Regions from separate parts of the Homo sapiens genome. Here all the other regions are linked to region 3. The links are chromatin loops, found by intact Hi-C in ENCODE. Cell type or tissue: Calu3. All regions are shown on one strand. Links, peaks and the distances in the headings refer to the core of each region. The heading gives the core; the rest is flanking DNA.

Region 1 (5,611 bases), core at 495-4,494, 310 kb after region 3:
TGTCTACTAAAAAATACAAAAAATTAGCCGGGCGTGGTGGCGGGTGCCTCTAGTCCCAGCTACTCGGGAGGCTGAGGCAGGAGAATGGCGTGAACCCGGGAGGCGGAGGTTGCAGTGAGCCGAGATGGCGCCACTGCACTCCAGCCTGGGCGACAGAGCGAGACTCCGTCTCAAAAAAAAAAAAAAAAAAAAAACAAATGAGTGGATTACTGATTTTGACTTATGTCTAGCATGTTATGTTTCCCTTTTTTCCTTATTTTTCCCTGGGTCCTTTTTTTTTTTTTCTTATCTCTTGCTGTGATGATGCAATTTCCTGGTTTTTTTCCTGTTATTCTTTTTGTATGTTTTGCTTATATGGATGTATCGACTGTATTTCTGTCTTTTCAGTGGTAACATTAATATTTTAGATACAGAATTACCATGTAATAATTATGTCTAATAATGATTTATCTGAGTTTGTTTTTTCTTTATTATTATCAACATTAATTTTTGGTTTTTTATAGGTAAGAGAGAAGGCCAGAGAATTTGAATTGACCTGTGTCACTTAGCAACAAGTAAAACCCACTTTCAGCAAATGAACTTGCTGAAATTCAATATATATCCTAAACTTTAAACTTTTCTAATAAATTTAAAGCATTTAGTTTCTCTTTTCTCCTCTCAAACCATATGTTATTTACATTATTTCTATCTAGAATTTTAGTTTTAAGTATTTTCGAAAAGAAATAAATTCAACAAAAATTACTTATTTAAATAAAATGTACAAACATATTTGATCTTTTTTTCTCACAATTGCTAACTGCATTTTTTGCCTTCCATACAAGTATACTCTTCTTTTTGCTGAGTAAATGCTTCTGAATTTCCATGAGTAAAAAATTCCTTTACTTGTTTATGTATTAAAAATGTTTTCCTAATGTCCTTACTCTTGAATGATTGTTTATAGGCGTACATAATTGTAGTTTGATAATCTTTTCTTCAGCACGTTGAAGCTATTACTTCATTGTCTTCTGATCTCTACTGCTTCTAAAGAGATATCTGTTCTCATTCTAATTATTAGAAAATTTGTTTTTCTCCCAGAGAGGCTTTATGATTTTCTCTTTAGCTATTATGTTCTCCATTTTGCTGTTTGTCAAAGTATTGTTTACTTTTATTTTGCTTAGCACTTGCCGTGCAGTTTCTAAATGGAGATTCAGTCCTTCAGCCTGGAAATAGTTCTAAGTCACTTTATGTCTTTAAATATTGACATTTTCTCTTTTGATAATTCGATGGGAAAAAAATCAAGTCAGACCATTCTTCAAGACAGTCATAACTTTGACATCATATTTTCCCTTCCTTCTCTTTCTTTTTCATCCTGTAGATCAGTTCCTCAGTACTCTTTCTAATTCATTAATCTCTCCTTTAGCTCTTCTAAACTGATGTTAACCTAACTTACTCAATTTTTTGGTTTTTATTGCTTTTTAATTTTAATGATATGATTTTTTTATTTCTAAAATTTCTCTTTAGAACTTGAATATAGACACGTTTTTGAAACATAACCATTTTGGTACTATAATCATTTCTTTTCTTAATTTATACATTTTAAGATCTTAAAAATACATACTTAAATTTTTCTCAAATTGTGCAATCATAATTATGTCATCCAGTTAACATCTGCTTGATGGCTCTCTTTCATGATTTCTTTTTAGGCTTATAAGCTTTGAAATTTTAGTGGTGCTGCTACAGTGTTCCTTTCTCGGTTTGTTTGTTTGTTTTGGCTCAGTCTCTCTCACCTCTCCATGTGTGGCAGTTTTACAGTTGTCTCTACCTGCCTTGCCCTTGTATTGGCACCCAGAGCTCTCAGAATGCAGGGATATTACGGGTGTATTAGCTAGTTGGGGCCTGGCCAGGCTTTGGTGAAGCACCTATTTGTGCTTCCTCCCACCTACTAGGCAACAACTTATCAGCCTCAGCTTTGCCTCTGAACTTGGCTGGCCTGGCCTAACTCTCTGTAGTACACACTGAATCCGGCTCCATTCTGCCACCCGTTTTGATCCTCAGAAGTTGAAAGCATGAACATTTCTGCTACTTCCTTGTCCTGGAATGTGGTAGGCCTGTGACTTAAACCACATTTACTGCCATGTGTTTTTATTCTGCTTCTGGTCTTCAAAGATGTTTATCTTCCTTTTGCTTGTCACCCCGTCTTTTAAAAGCGTATGTGACATATCTTCTATCTTTGCTGTGAGTTTTTGAGGAGGAGCAGGAAAATATTCTACAGAAACTGCCAGTGCCAACTTGAACAGCAACCTCATTGCAAGTGGCTCTATAAGAGCAAAGGCCATCAGTAACAGTTACAGATCTAATTACAAGTTTACATGAAAATCTCAGCCCATCACTGTTACAGTTCTGAGTGCCACTTATTTAGCAAGGGAAAATTACCTATGTAATATGGTTTCAGAGTATTGATTAATCCCTTTAACACAGTTGTATGCTAGTGTCTGAAATTTTAGGAAGCGTTTCATACATTTGACATAATATTACAAATAGTTTTGTTTCTCCTAGTAAAATATACATCTCCTTGTGTTTGATATGACTTTAAGCTTTATGAATCATCTGTGTCCTACTGCCTTGTTGTAAAGCTATTTGTCAAATTCTTTCCTAAGATTAAGGTTTGATTAGAAAGACGAAAGAATATGAGGGAACCTTCTGCCTAGCATGTAGATTTGGATGAGAAATTACATTGCTTTTAAAAGAACACTGGTATTGGAGTTAGTAAAGAAGAGGGGTCCTGACTTACAGCTGGACAGATCATCTTGGACAGATTTTTAATTTCTGGGCAATTCTATTTTCTTAGTTTCTAAAATGGAATCTTTATGATGATTACATGAGATAATGTATGTAGTAGCACTGACTATATAGTAGGTACTCAATAAATGTTAGTTCAAAGAAAGTAAGAAACAGAAAGTTTACACCTGGAGCACCAAGGAGGGTTCCCAATCCATCTACTTACTTTTGCTTTTCTCAGTCACAAATCTCATAGAACGAGTCTCAATAAATAAGTTACATTTACTGCAAATCAATTATCTAGTCATTAATCTTAGGGAAGTACTTTAACTCTGAAGATTTTATAATCATAGCTTCAGAGGAAAACATTCAAATTGAGTAGACTTGAATAAACCACTGATTTGTCAGTGAAGTCAAAGAATCTGAATAAATTCATTTTAAGTGTACATTCATTATTTTCAATGACAATTAGTTTTGGGTGGAAACTCTCAACTAACACTTTTGCAAAGACCAAAACAAATCACTTTGCAGAATGATTAAGGAGGCAACAAAGAGCAACTGAATTTATTCCTTGTTAAAGATATTTGCTTTTATATTAGTCCTAAGAGAAATATCATGGCCTAGGAGATTGCCATTGAGCTAAATCTTACATTACACATTCAGATATATTTAAGCTCACAAAATAGCTCCAAATCCCATACTACTCTTATAAAATAATCATAATTAATTGCTATGGTATCAACATTGAGCCTAAAGGATAGTAATAATTCTATCTTATATTTTCATAGTTCCTTGCAATTTTCAAGGCACTTTTATAGGCCTTATCTGATTTGAGCCTCACAATAAGACTATAAAGCAGGAATTACTATCTCCAGTACACAGATAAGGAAAATGAAGTAAAGAGAAGTGAAATGATGTTGCTCAGTAATTCAGAGCTCCATCAACTATACTGTAGTTGGCAGGGCTGATCAAACTTTCTAGTGCCTAACACAGTATCATCTACACTGTAGGCATTTAAATTTGTACTTATGATATAAAAGTAAGATTTACTGAGCTGAGTATTATACAATATATTCAAAATTCCCAAGATTGCTTAGAGAATTTACATCATAGACTACCATTAAAATGCATGTTTTTGGGATTTAATAAAAATCAGTGATTTCTAATTCTCCATCTCTTGAGAAATTATCTTCTGCATGTTTTATTTCAAGGATATCAAGCACTTCACCACTTATTTTTTTTAACTCCAAATTGGCAATGAAAGGAATTCAGTATTGCACAAAATGTAACTTCGTACAATTCTCTAAAACCAACAATCAAGAAAGAAGACACCTCCTCATTCTTGATTAAGTATAACATGCCCTGATATGTTATACTTATGTTCAAAAAGATCTTATGAGACATCAGATACTGAGCTCAAATAACTATACCAAAGGATTAAACCCAGAGCTTGCCTTAACAAGAAGTTCGGATTTGTTTTGCTAAGACATTACACATGCATGATGACATATTTTAAATATACCAGTGCCTCTTGAGCAAAAGGGCTATCGTAATATTTACAATATTATAATATCATAAATTTTTAGCAGCACATATTACTACTATGGGTTTATATTTCGGCGGTTTGAATTCCAGCAGGTCTTGAAATTATTTTTATAACTTTAAATGAGGTGCATTTCCTCATGTCTTATAAACAGTAAAAACTATTTCTATCTATATTACCCTTTCCCTATTTTCTAAACTACATATTTTGGTCTTATTCATCTATGTTTCCATCCATGAGTCTTTCATATACTGGTGTTAATTTTATTGTGAGGATATAAGTCAATATCATTCCAAGAGAAACACGCCTGATACACTCTAACAAAGTGAGTGATACTACTTCACTTAATTACAAGCTCCTATCCCCCAACAAACAAAAATAACAAGGAAAACTCTGCTCTTCACATTTTCTTCTGGCATACTGTGTGACCTGAAGAAAATTCCATTTCCTGCAGTCTGGCATCACATTTTAAACAAAGCTGCACTATGACTTCCGCAGGCTTTTGGCAATTTTGCCTTTTTGGGCCTCTTTTTTATTAAAAAAAAAAGTTTTTAAATGATATTTTATTACTGTATTGGCACCAAGATGAATATATTGATATTGCATATTAAAACTTTTTTATCTAAAAGTTCATCTATTTCTGATTTTAAAATAAATTAAAATATTTTTGTGACACCCTAGAGGTACTCTGGGCTCTAAACACTATGCCTGCTATTTCTAATAGATAAGTCAGCCCTGATTCTAATCCTTGGGAAAACAGATTTTTAAAAAATGAATTTGACAGCGGTTTTCTTAACAATTCTATTTATATTGATGCTCTTCTTAGTGTTAAAGTCTCTGAAAAGTATTAGGGACTTCTTCAGCATTTAAGAAGTAGTCATCTCCACGCAAATGTAATCAATACAAAGGTTATTAATTTATATAATTTCACACAAAAAAGCCTAACATTGCCTTACAATGTGCTGGGACTAGAGTAAGAGCCTTATATGCATCATTTCATTTAATCCTAACTACCCTCAAGAAGTAGGTATTATTATTATTACTTGCATTATACAAATACCAAAACTAAGGTTCAGAAGAATAAAGTGGTATATTCAGTGTCCCACAGGAAGTACATGGTACAGGCAGAATCTAAATCAATGGTTGTCTGAGCCTTAACTTCAATCCCTATCCCAGTTGGTGTTTAATATATTATTTTGATGATTATGATATATTTGAGTTACTTTTACAGTGTAATGTTCAAGTTCTTTTTTAAAGCATATTTTATTGCTAAAATTGAAAAAAAGATAATCTTCCACTGTTTTATATCAT
Region 2 (5,611 bases), core at 476-4,475, 730 kb before region 3:
TCTGCCATGATTGTAAGTTTCCTGAGGCCTCCCCAGCCATGCCTCCTGTACAGTCTGTGGAACTGTGAATCAATTAAACCTCCTTTCTTTACAAATTACCCAGTCTCAGGTGGTTCTGTATAGTCTGTGAGAACAGACTAATACACAACCTGAATGTCTTAGTAACACAAATAAAACATGGTGAGTTTAAAGGTAGTTCCAAACACAGTGTGCTTGCCCAACACTTCCACCCACATGGACCCTCAATATATGAAGTCTGATCCTTGAAATCAATGTCACTCTTTCCAGATTTGGTTCTTCAGCTTAGTCTGAGTCTATATTCTTTTGTTTTTCCTTTTATACACTCTGGGAAAGAGTGTTGTCTGATATGATGCGATTTCGACATTTTAAGGGCTTTTTCTAAAGGGCTTATTTTATCTTTTGTTCCAATCCTGTGCCAAATCATAGGATTTCATTGATTTAGTGGTGAATAGTTAGGATTTCATGATTGCAATCATGTTTATTTTAGAAATGGAAAATTGAGTAAGGCAGAAATCATCTATTCAATGCAATCATATTTTTTAATATTTAAAAATGCTACATAGGTGTGCATATAATACAGGATTGGGAATTGGAAAGTTAGGTTCTGGTTTCTGCTTTGCTATTGCAAAAAAAACAAAACAAAACAAAACTTAATCTTTGGACTTCTGTTTCATCATAAGTTAAAGAATTAGGTGGCTCTAAATGATTTTCATATAATAACCCAGTTTAAACAATTTTGTGAAGAGTCTTAACACTATGCTACATGTGAAACAGAGCAACACGGCAGTAATAATATCTCTAAAGTGCATTTTAAAGACTTTTATCTATGGCCGGGCACGGTGGCTCACGCCTGTAATCCCAGCACTTTGGGAGGCCGAGGCGGGTGGATCATCTGAGGTCAGGAGTTCAAGACCATTCTGGCCAACATGGTGCAACCCTGTCTCTACAAAAATACAAAAATTAGCCAGGCGTGGTGGCGGACGCCTGTTAACCCAGCTACTTGGGAGGCTAAGGCAAGAGAATCACTTGAACCTAGGAGGCGGAGGTTGCAGTGAGCTGAGATCACGCCTTTGCACTCCAGCCTGGGTGACAAGAGTGAGACTCCATCTCAAAAAAAAAAAAGACTTTATCTAACTTCACGTTTTCTTACTAGTGATTTTTTTCATCTTCTGACTTGCTGCAAGAGGGTATTTCCCTAGTTTCAATGGTTTTGAAGTTAATTTGTTCAGCTTCTGCTTAGTGGATATTTATGAGAGGTAATACTTGCCTTTAATTTCTTTTCAGCTTTTCTACTGCTGTCTTTTTCTTATTACTTCTTTTTAAGTTAGCTCCGACTTTGCTATTTTTAGAGAGAAGCAATAAGGATGGCACAGTGGTTACAAGAGGTTAGAAACAATTGAGATGAGAATCCTATTTTTGTTGATATAATTTATATGCAATTCGTAGCTTCAAAATGAAACACTGACATGGTCATCTTTTTAAAACTAAAAAATGATATAAAATTCCTAGTGCATGTGTTTTAAAAAATTCTTTCATAGTGAACAAATCATGCAAGATATTAATTTTTTTTCCCTAAAAGACTATTCTAAAGTCTCCCTGAACATGTCACTTCAAAATGTAAACAAAGAAACAAAACTGTCATCTATTGGAGTTGGGTGTGATTTTTGTCTTTTGTCTTCTCTGTCACACTAGTTTTCAGTTCTTTGCTGTCATGTGGCCCACTTTTCAAAGATGCAATTATGTGGATTTCAGGGGGCCGTCAGCTTGCCTTCCCCAGTTGCTCTGGGCCAGCTCTGGTCTCCAGATACCTCTGATGGAGGCGAGTCCCAAAGTTGATAACTAGGAAGAGACTGTGTATGCCAGGGACGGATGACAAGATGTGCTGAGCCTTGGGGAGACGCGGCAGGATGTTACTAATGAAAGAGGGCCCTGCTGCCGAGGGAGGGGAAGGAAGCAGATGTGAGGGCAAGATTCAGGTGACAACCTCAGCGTTCCAGAGATACAGGATGTTATGGAGGAGGGAGAAAAGCAAGTTGGCATTTGGCAGAATGCACAGAGGCGAGACTCGAGAGTGGGCGGTGGAAGCTGAGGCTTTCAAAGATTTCTGACCTTCTGCCTGCCAACTTGGAATTAGATTTCTTGATGGAGGGGGAGAATGGGGGAAGGGGGTAGAAAAGGCAGATGCCAAGAGAGATTACTGATTTGGCAACCAGACAAAAGGATGCTGTGGCTGGCACCTGCAGCAGAGAAGGGCAGAACGGTGTAGCCAGTAGGTCTAAGGCAATGGGCTGAGTGCCAGAGTTTGAGCTGCTACAGAGCGGCCTGAGATGGCCTCTTTTTTAGACACGAGAAAATAGTCTGTAGAGAAATAAAATTTAAAAATGAGAAATTTAATATCTTTGGATAGATTTTTAGGATTGGCATTTACAAGCGTATTCAGTTGCCTTTCTCCTGTCTGAGGAGCATAACCTTTTGTGGTCAGATTGATGATGCTCTTTAAAAAAAAATCCCAGCAATATTGTTACATTTCCAATTCCAAAACCAAAGTGGTGGGATTTGACTATAGGTTTCCTCATTTCCCCAGCAGTGAATACGAAGTGACTTTTCCATGTCCCAAATGTTGACCCAGAACAATATCATTCCCTGTGAGACAGGAGTAACTGATTACATTAGAATACAATTTTGTTGCCACAGAAATCAGGAAACTTTAAATTTAGCAGCTTCCTTCTAGGGTTTTTTGCTCTGGGCTCTCAGCAAGCGTTTGCGTTTCTACGTCCTATATCACCGTGCACCACTAGATGTCACTGTTACTCGGGTCTTTGGGTAACAGACTCAACAATATGCCTGACCTTTTGTGCCTGGGGAAAAACAATCTTCAGAAGGGGAGGATAATACTGTCTGTGTGGATTTAAATAAGACCTCTTTACCTGGCATTTTTATCGAAAAACAGATACTCCATATGTTGTGTTGATTGCTGTTTCCCTTTCTGTTTTTGAAAGGGAGAGACTGAATTAAATGCGTTTCTTCCCACAAATGTACCTTACCATTTCTCCTTATTCTCAATTCTCCCTTAAAAATGTAGCTTTTAGCTCCATAATATAAGAAATATTTGTTAGAAAATTAGGAAAATCATCATTCTATGGGTATTTAGAATCTATATATGGACTGCAAATGTTTCTTCCCTAATCTCTTCCTAACCTTAGAGAACTTCAAAATGCATTGTCTCATTTCCTAAGGAAAAATGTTGTAACTCTAACTAGGAAAAGAATCCTGTGAGAGCACAGCAAGTCAGCGTTAAGAATTGAATTTTCATGACTACCCTCGGATACATCCTTGAACCTAAGGGACAAATGTTGCCGTGAGTTTCAGGTTGTTTAAATGGTGGTGTTAGACACACAAATCATTCATTTTCCTGCTAAATTTCCTTTTCTTTTATTGAATATTGGATACAGGTATGTCTTTTAAGATGTGGCCATTGATTCATATATACCAGAGCATTATTTAAACATGAAATTAAATAAGATAATTAAATAACAATGCATTTATAAAGCGTTCTTGAAAATAGATTAATTATTTAGAGCATTTGAGTGAAAAGTCTCAATACGATTTCACTATAGCAAATGATAGCCATTAATAAGTCATAACAGGATAATAACATAAAACAAAAAATGAAAACCTTACAAAATATATCTTAAAAAGCGAAGTAGGGCTTTACTTTGAGTTGAGTTCGTGGTACAAAATGAATCAATTTGTTCTTTTTGGAACTTTATCTCCAACCGTGTAATATTTGTGTCTTTAACTGTTGGCTGCTTCTAACAGTTACTGAGCCAATTGACCTCCAAACTAGGACTACATCAATCTGTTTTCTCTCTAGCTGCGATGCCACAGTATTTATAGGTTATTCTGCACTGGAATTTTACCCCCTGGAGATAACTTGTAGCTATGGGCCAATGCCAACTCATTCTGACTCAGGTGGGGATAATAGTCCTTAAGATGAAGTTGCCATGGACTTTAACAATGTTTGGGGTCTTATTCTCTCTGCTCCTGTTCGCAACTCCTCACACTTTTTCCCCTCCCCTCTCTTCCTCTTCCCTTCAATTCTCTGTTCTGTATTCTTCTCTATCTCTTTCTTTTTCCTCCTGCCCTTTCTGTGTTTTCCTTCCATATGTGTGACCCTTAGATTTGTTGTAGAACTATATTGGAGATCGAATTATGATCACTTCTATATTAGTTTCCAGTGGTTTCTGTAACAAATAATCCAAATTTGGTGGCTTAAAGCAACAGGCATTTATTATTTTTTAGTTCTGGAGGTCAGAATTCTGAAACCCATTTCCTGGGCTGAAGTTAAGATATCTTAATTTCAGAGCTGTCCTCCCTATGAAGGCTCTAAGTGTATCTGTTTCCTCGCCTTTTCCAACTTTTAGAATTGCATTCCTTGCATTCTTTTGCTCCCCACCCCATCCTTCAAAGCCAGCACTGTAGCATCTTCAAATCTCCCTCTCTGCTGAGGCCATGACATTGTCTTCTCTCTTTTGTGTCAAATCTCCTTCTGCCTCCCTCTTGGGACACTTTTGAGCATATTTAGGGCCCACCTTGATAACCCAAGTTAATGTTTCCATTTCAAGATCCTTAATCACATCGGTAAAGCCTTTTTTTTTTTTTTAATATAAAGTAACACTACGAGTTCCAGGGATTAGGACCTGGATATATTTGGGGGCCATTATTCAGTCTCCCACAGCTTTTTAGCTGTGTGGTTGTGCAATTTATTTAGTCCCTCTAAATTTTAGTTTCCTTGCCAAATAGTGTTAAGTGAGGACTTAATGAGAAAATGCTTGCAAAGTGCTTAGCATAGTGCTTGGCAAAGAGTTAAAGCCACTTTAAATTAAAATAATTTAAGTGCTAATAAATATTACTCCTGCTATCAAATAAGATTATCTCATTCTTTCCCTCCCACTCATCTTTATGGTACTTCAATCTACCTTCTGACCTCATCTCTCTACCAGAACATTTATTTCAAGGTCTCCAGTCTCTTCTAGCTGGTCAAATTCTTGGGCTTCATTTAGCAGCATTTAATTAGGTAAACCACTTATTTTACTTAGAAATGCATTCGTTATTTTGCTTCTGCCATAACATATTTTCTGTTTTTTTTTTTCTACTTCACTGGATACTTCTGTTTTCTTTACTGTCTTCTCCTTCTTTTAATCTACAGTAAAATATTGGTGTTCCTCAGAATTCTGTCTTGAAGACTCTTTGTCTATTTTTATACTGAGATGAAGAGTAGCCTGGCAGTTTGATGATCTTAAAGAAGATAGTGGGGCAGGAATACAGGCAGCAAGGGGTGGGAATGGCATGGGACAGAGCTGGAGTTGTGGTCTGGATCAGATTCTGTGGTGACTGACAGGCCCTGGTATAAGGATTTTGACATTAATGTTAGGAGTGGTGAGATGTGTCTTAAGCCTCAGAAATAGATTTTGACATTGGTGTATTAAGTAGATCTCTGAGTCAGTTTGAGTTGCTATAACAAAATACCATAGACTAGGTGGCTTATTTATTTTTCACAGTTCTAGAGGCTGGAAGTTTGAGATCAGGG
Region 3 (5,611 bases), core at 621-4,620:
GCAGCCTGAACAGACTAAGACAAAACATTTTCCATATGAGCTAGGAGGACAGTTATGTAGAACCTTGGGAACAGAAAGTTTTAAGACGTACACATACACACGCACACACACACACACACACACACACACACACACGCTCAATTTCCCTCGAATCAAGCTCCAAACAGCTGAAGCACTCTGAAAGTCCTTAAAATTGTATGAAAATGGTAATACCTTAAACAGTAATAATTATTTCCTCCCAGCACATTGGATGTATCTGAATATTTACAATCAACATTTTTAAAGAATGTGCCTTTCCATGTGACTATGCACAGGGTCCTCCCTGCAGATATTTAGGAGATAACATGTAATAGATATCCACAAACCCCATCTGACAGACGAGTTTCATTGTGAAAAGTCATCATACATCATCCTCTCAGATATGTTGTTTTCTAGTCTTTTTCATTTAAACATACTGTTTTTTTTTTAATCGAATTTAGAGACCTTTAGACTGGGGTGGCTCTGGCACTTCAAATTCTTTGGTGAACAAATCAAAGCCCAATGTAAACAGTAAATGGAAACTAGGGTAACTCTACCAATCAGAAATCACTAACTGTGGGAATAAGCAAGCAAAGAAGGAGAGAATGGAGATGCTGGAAAAAAATGGGGAGCAGAAGGTAAGGAAACCAATTTAGGAAGAGAGTAACTTTAGATAAAGGACTAAACACCACTTTCCATGGACAGAAATAAATCTCGAAGGGATGGAAAATAATGCAGGCAAGATAGTGAATTGTTGGCCAGGAAGCTGAGGGAGCAAGCGAATGAGGGTGTTCTTTTCTCTGAAAACAGAGGCTATCATTGACTGAAAGCGAGGTGGAGAATTAGATTTGAGACTTGTACCCTGTCATATTGGAAAACCAGATCCATTTTACATGAAGTTATACAATGTATTTGTGTTATAATATATTTTCAAATACAGCACCTGAAATAAGAACCCCAACCCCCAAAGAAAAGGAAAGAAAGAAAGAAAAGAAATTACTAACTAACTTCTAACTAGGAACTTTCCATTCTAACCAAAGTTGTTTTGTTTGTCGTGCTTCTGCAAACCCTTCAGAAAAGTTTCCCCTTTTGCCCCTCCTGGCAGAGTGCTAACCACTTGTGGTCTGAAGCTGCCTTGATTCATGAGTCACTGAATGCTTTAATAAATTCTTTAAAAGATAAATGTAATAAAGCTTTTCTTTTATCAATACCTTTCACCTGAGACCTTTCCTCAACCAGTTCCAAAATTCCCGAAGTAAACACATCCTGAGAACAGCTAGTATTTACCTTGAGCACAAATGATCTTACAGTCCAGGAATGCAGAATGGATTGACTAGCACAAATCAGATGATGGCATAAGTCATTTTCTTGATATACAGGTGGAGGTCTACTTAGTGACCAGAAGAATTAGTAAAACATGAGCAGTAGTTTCTATAATCCTTAGGGCACACTGCATCTGTCAATGAAATAATGTCTTTTAGAGCAGTTGCCTCATGACTACACTTCACATGTGGTACACTTGAGTCACAGGCCTTGTGGGAGGCGAAGAACAGGTGAGACAGGCAAGGGCTCAATGTCTAACATGCTGAGACAAATAGATTGAGACCTCAGAAGGGAGAAGATAGTTTCTTTCAAAACTCTTGAAATATTTAATATCCTGGAGTGAAATAAATCCTAATTTAGAATTCTGTTTTCTTTTAAAAATTTTTTATACGACCTGTGGCCTCTTTTGTATTTTTCTTTTTGTCATTGCTAGCTAATAGATATGACACTTCTATTTTAATTTTTTGATGTTTTCTTTAAACATGTCAGATAAGTAATAATCCTGCATCATTATCTCTTATTCTGAAATATAAGTAGCTTTCAAAGTTGTCAACTTATAGTGGGATTAAATGGAGGAAAAATAGAAGATTTTGATGCTAAAGAATATAGATTGGTGAAAGCAAACAATTAATCATCTAATAATTACTGAGCATGGTGGGACAATTATACTTTTTGCTGCCTCAAGGAGTTTATAATCCTTTGAGGAAGACAAGTCATAAATTAAAATTTAATAATCTGTAGCAAGGATCAGTAAACTTTTTTTTTTTTTTGGTAAAAGTATTTAGCTTTGCAGACCCAAAGGAAAAGTAGAAGACATTATATACCTAGTTACTTATAAAGAGAGAACACTCTTGCCTTGCCCTATCCCGTTTGCCTGGGATAGACTGTGAATGGCGGTGGGCCAGCTTGAACTGCTGCAGTCAGCTGGAGATATTCTTCAAACCAGGAGAAACTATCCTGAGGTGGAGGGGCCTGTTTGGGGGTGGAGTGGCAGCTACCTTGGTCAGATTTAGTCTCTGTCCCAGTCATACCCAGATCCTTGTATGCCTTCTTTTCCCAGAAAGCCCAGTCATTTCAACTTAGGCAGGTGGCTAGAGGCGTGGTGACTCATGGAGTTGATGATTTCCTGACCGAGATTCCACTACTTGGTGCCTGGCAGTTGCCAATTGCTGATTTCCCCCAATAGATGGTGACCTTGAATAGCAGTGAATCTCAGGTGCAGGGTAGAGAAGCAAGCATGGGAGCAGAGTTGGGGACAGAGAGATTCCTAGGCTTACTCTCTGTGGTTCATAGTGCTAGCTTGCTCAAGATGGGTGCCAGTAGGCCATAGTGATTTATAGAATCCTTGTCATGTACCAAGCACCCAGCTAGATATTCAAGTACAAGGATGAAACAATCACAGTTTTATTACATTTATCTCACAATAAAGGGTTTAAAGAATACTATAAAAATGTTGTGATAGATAACTTTTGCTAGTGTTAATTACCATAATAACTCGGAATTGTGATCAGAAAGAAATTCATTAAGAGGATATACATTGAGCCCAGTGTTAAATGATAAAATTGATGAAATAGTGAGAAGAGAAACTACCTCAGATAGAGGAAGTAAAATTGTTAAAGAATAATTTTTTCAAAAGTCAAATCATGACTTATAAAATATAAAATAGATATGCATCAAAGATCTTACATAACTAATTTTTATCTTTTTCATTATTTAGGAAATCCATAAGATGTAAAAAGCAATTTTTAAAAAGTAAAAAATAGTGCCTATATGAGCATGAAAGAATGCTGAAATAAATTTGCTATCACATACAAAAGTGGTGTCTTCAGCAGTCTAGAAATGAATTTCATCTCCACCACACAAAATTCATTTGCATTTCTCTTAACAGGAGCTATCTGCATCACCATCATCTCTCTACAAATTATCTCCACAATGTTGCAAAATAGTTAAATAAAATGAAAGGCACTTATTCTTACAGAATCCCGTAACCCCAGAAGTGTCCTTGAGATAATGCTCAACATTCCACTGTAAAGGTAACCAGTTATCATTTCTCAATTCCAAAATCCTTTATCAGACAATATGAACAAAAGTAAAAAGAAAATACAATGTATTTGGTTCAGAGATATCTAAGATGCTCAGTTCTTCGTCATCTAAATTTCTTAAAATTGCTACCTGTAATAGACTATTTTACACAGTAAACCTGAAAGTGTTAAAACTACATCCTGACATTATAATTTCTAGCATCTCAGTAGATATGTAAGGAAACTATTGAGGAATTCAAATTGGTGTAGAGTGGGAGCTTTTCAACATTCTGTAAACTCCATAATGCACAGTCACCCTCTCAACTCTATTGCATAGGGGTAGTCCTGCTCAATGCTTTAGCTCAAATAAATATGTGCAAAGTGAAGAAACAAAACAAAACAAAACAAAACAAAAACAAACCAACATTAACAGCTTGGCAACCAAGGAAATGTCTATCACAAAGCCCATTCACTTTACTCCAAAGAGATAAATAAGGGCCAACATGTAATAAATTAAGAAAGCCAGATTCCTTCGTTATATACCAGATCTTCCCTATGTTAACATTAGACTATGTCAGCATTAGACTAAAAACAAAAAAATGCACTAACAGCAAGAAAGCAAAGGAGTAGATAGAAAAAAAAAAAAAAAAAGAACTGCCAATTCGAACCCTTAAAAGTAATGGGACCAATTTGATGTAATAGTTCTAGTGTTATTAGGGCTGTCTAGGGTTACTTGAGTAATAACGTAGCACCCTGTTAAAACATAGCACAAAAAAATGGTATTCATGGCAGTGGTTTTGCATCATGAGTAAAGACTCAAACCATGTCCAGAACATTTTCATTTGTGAAGACAATTAAATACATTATATATATTTGGAATAATTCTGCTAAAATTTATTTATTATGGTTTTAAAATCTGAGTGCTCAGACACAGTGTCAGATTATTTTAAAAGGTAGAAAGTTGAAGTTTTTTATAATTAGGAGGAATAGAAGTATGGGTAGAGGCAGTGATTATAGGGCAGAATAGAATGATAGTAATTAGATAAAATACTGGTCAACTAAGAAAACCTTTGCAAGTTCTAAAATACTCTACTAAGAAGTAAGATGAATGGTAAATTTCTAGTGTTCAAATTATTAAGAATAGTTCCAAGGAAGAGAGAAATCTAATCCACTGCAAAATTGTAACATTCAACTTTCACATTGGATGATAATAACAGCTAAAATTTATTGTGTTGCATGGTGCAATATATGTCATTGTATTAAATGATCCTTACTATATATGATTAGTACTTCATTTAATACTCAAAATAATCATATGTGAAAGGCATTATTATTATCTCCATTTCACAGATGAGAAAAAAGAAGCTTACAAAGAGATTAAGATTACCAACTACTCCATGGCAGAGGCAATTTGAACTTAGATTGTGTGAGTCTAATACATGGTCTTTTAAGCATTCTGCTGTTTTATTTTCCATTTAATTTCCAAAATAGCTATTTGGAATAATACTTTAGTCAGGGTTCTCCAGAGAAACAGAACCAGCAGGAGGTAGGTAGGTAGGTAGGTAGATAGATAGATACATAGTTACATAGATAGATAGACAGACAATTATAGGAATTGGTTCAAGCAATTATGGAGGCCAAGAAGTTCCACAATCTGCTGTCTGCAACCTGAGAACTAGAAAAGCCAGTGGTATAACTCAGTTCAAATAGTAGGGCCTGAGAACAGTGGGGACCAGGGCATGAGGCCTAATAGTGTAAACCCAGATAGAGAATGAAGGCCTGAGAACCAGGAACAGCAAAGACCAAAGAAAAGATAAAAGTGCCAGCTCAGATTGAACAAATTATTCTTTCCTCCAGCTTCTTGTTCTATTCAGGGCCTCAACAGACTGGATGGTTCCTACCTCCATTGGTGAGAGCGATCTTTACTCAGTCTACCTATTCAAATACTAGTGTTTTCTGTAAACACCATCAGAGACACACCCAGAAACTATATTTTACCAGCTATCTGGGTTTTCCTTAGCTCAATCAAGTTAATACATAAAATTAATCAACACAGGGTAAGTAGTATTTAAATTATATAATTTTATATATAATGAAACAGGGGCATATAAAAGCAAAGCAGCTAGACCAGGCATGCACTGCTAATATGTGACAGGGTGAATCCGTAGGTGTTCTTTCCACTAGGACAGGGCACAGCGGGCCCTGAACATCATGCAAATGTTCTACTCAAACTCCTCCTAAATGAGACT

Evidence for each region. A loop is a pair of places that touch in the nucleus more often than their neighbours do. Peaks named below come from ENCODE experiments on the same cell type or tissue, not always from the same donor. Only the 100,000 strongest peaks of a DNase experiment are listed, where the experiment ranks them.
Region 1: it touches region 3 in a loop (2.4-fold over the local background); 2 of 110 quality-filtered maps call a loop at or near these places.
Region 2: it touches region 3 in a loop (3-fold over the local background); 2 of 110 quality-filtered maps call a loop at or near these places.

Annotation. Positions count from the first base shown.
Region 1 is chr3:106,021,687-106,027,297 of GRCh38, reverse strand. No RefSeq gene overlaps it. Among named protein-coding and RNA genes, the nearest start is that of CBLB, 160 kb to the right of the region's middle. In Calu3, for the core only: no CTCF peak of the experiment used is centred there; no DNase peak of the experiment used is centred there.
Region 2 is chr3:107,061,853-107,067,463 of GRCh38, reverse strand. No RefSeq gene overlaps it. Among named protein-coding and RNA genes, the nearest start is that of LINC00882, 180 kb to the left of the region's middle. In Calu3, for the core only: a CTCF peak has its summit at 2,814 (motif pointing right); a DNase peak (open chromatin) is centred at 2,843.
Region 3 is chr3:106,329,915-106,335,525 of GRCh38, reverse strand. No RefSeq gene overlaps it. Among named protein-coding and RNA genes, the nearest start is that of CBLB, 460 kb to the right of the region's middle. In Calu3, for the core only: no CTCF peak of the experiment used is centred there; DNase peaks (open chromatin) are centred at 1,125, 1,555 and 2,455.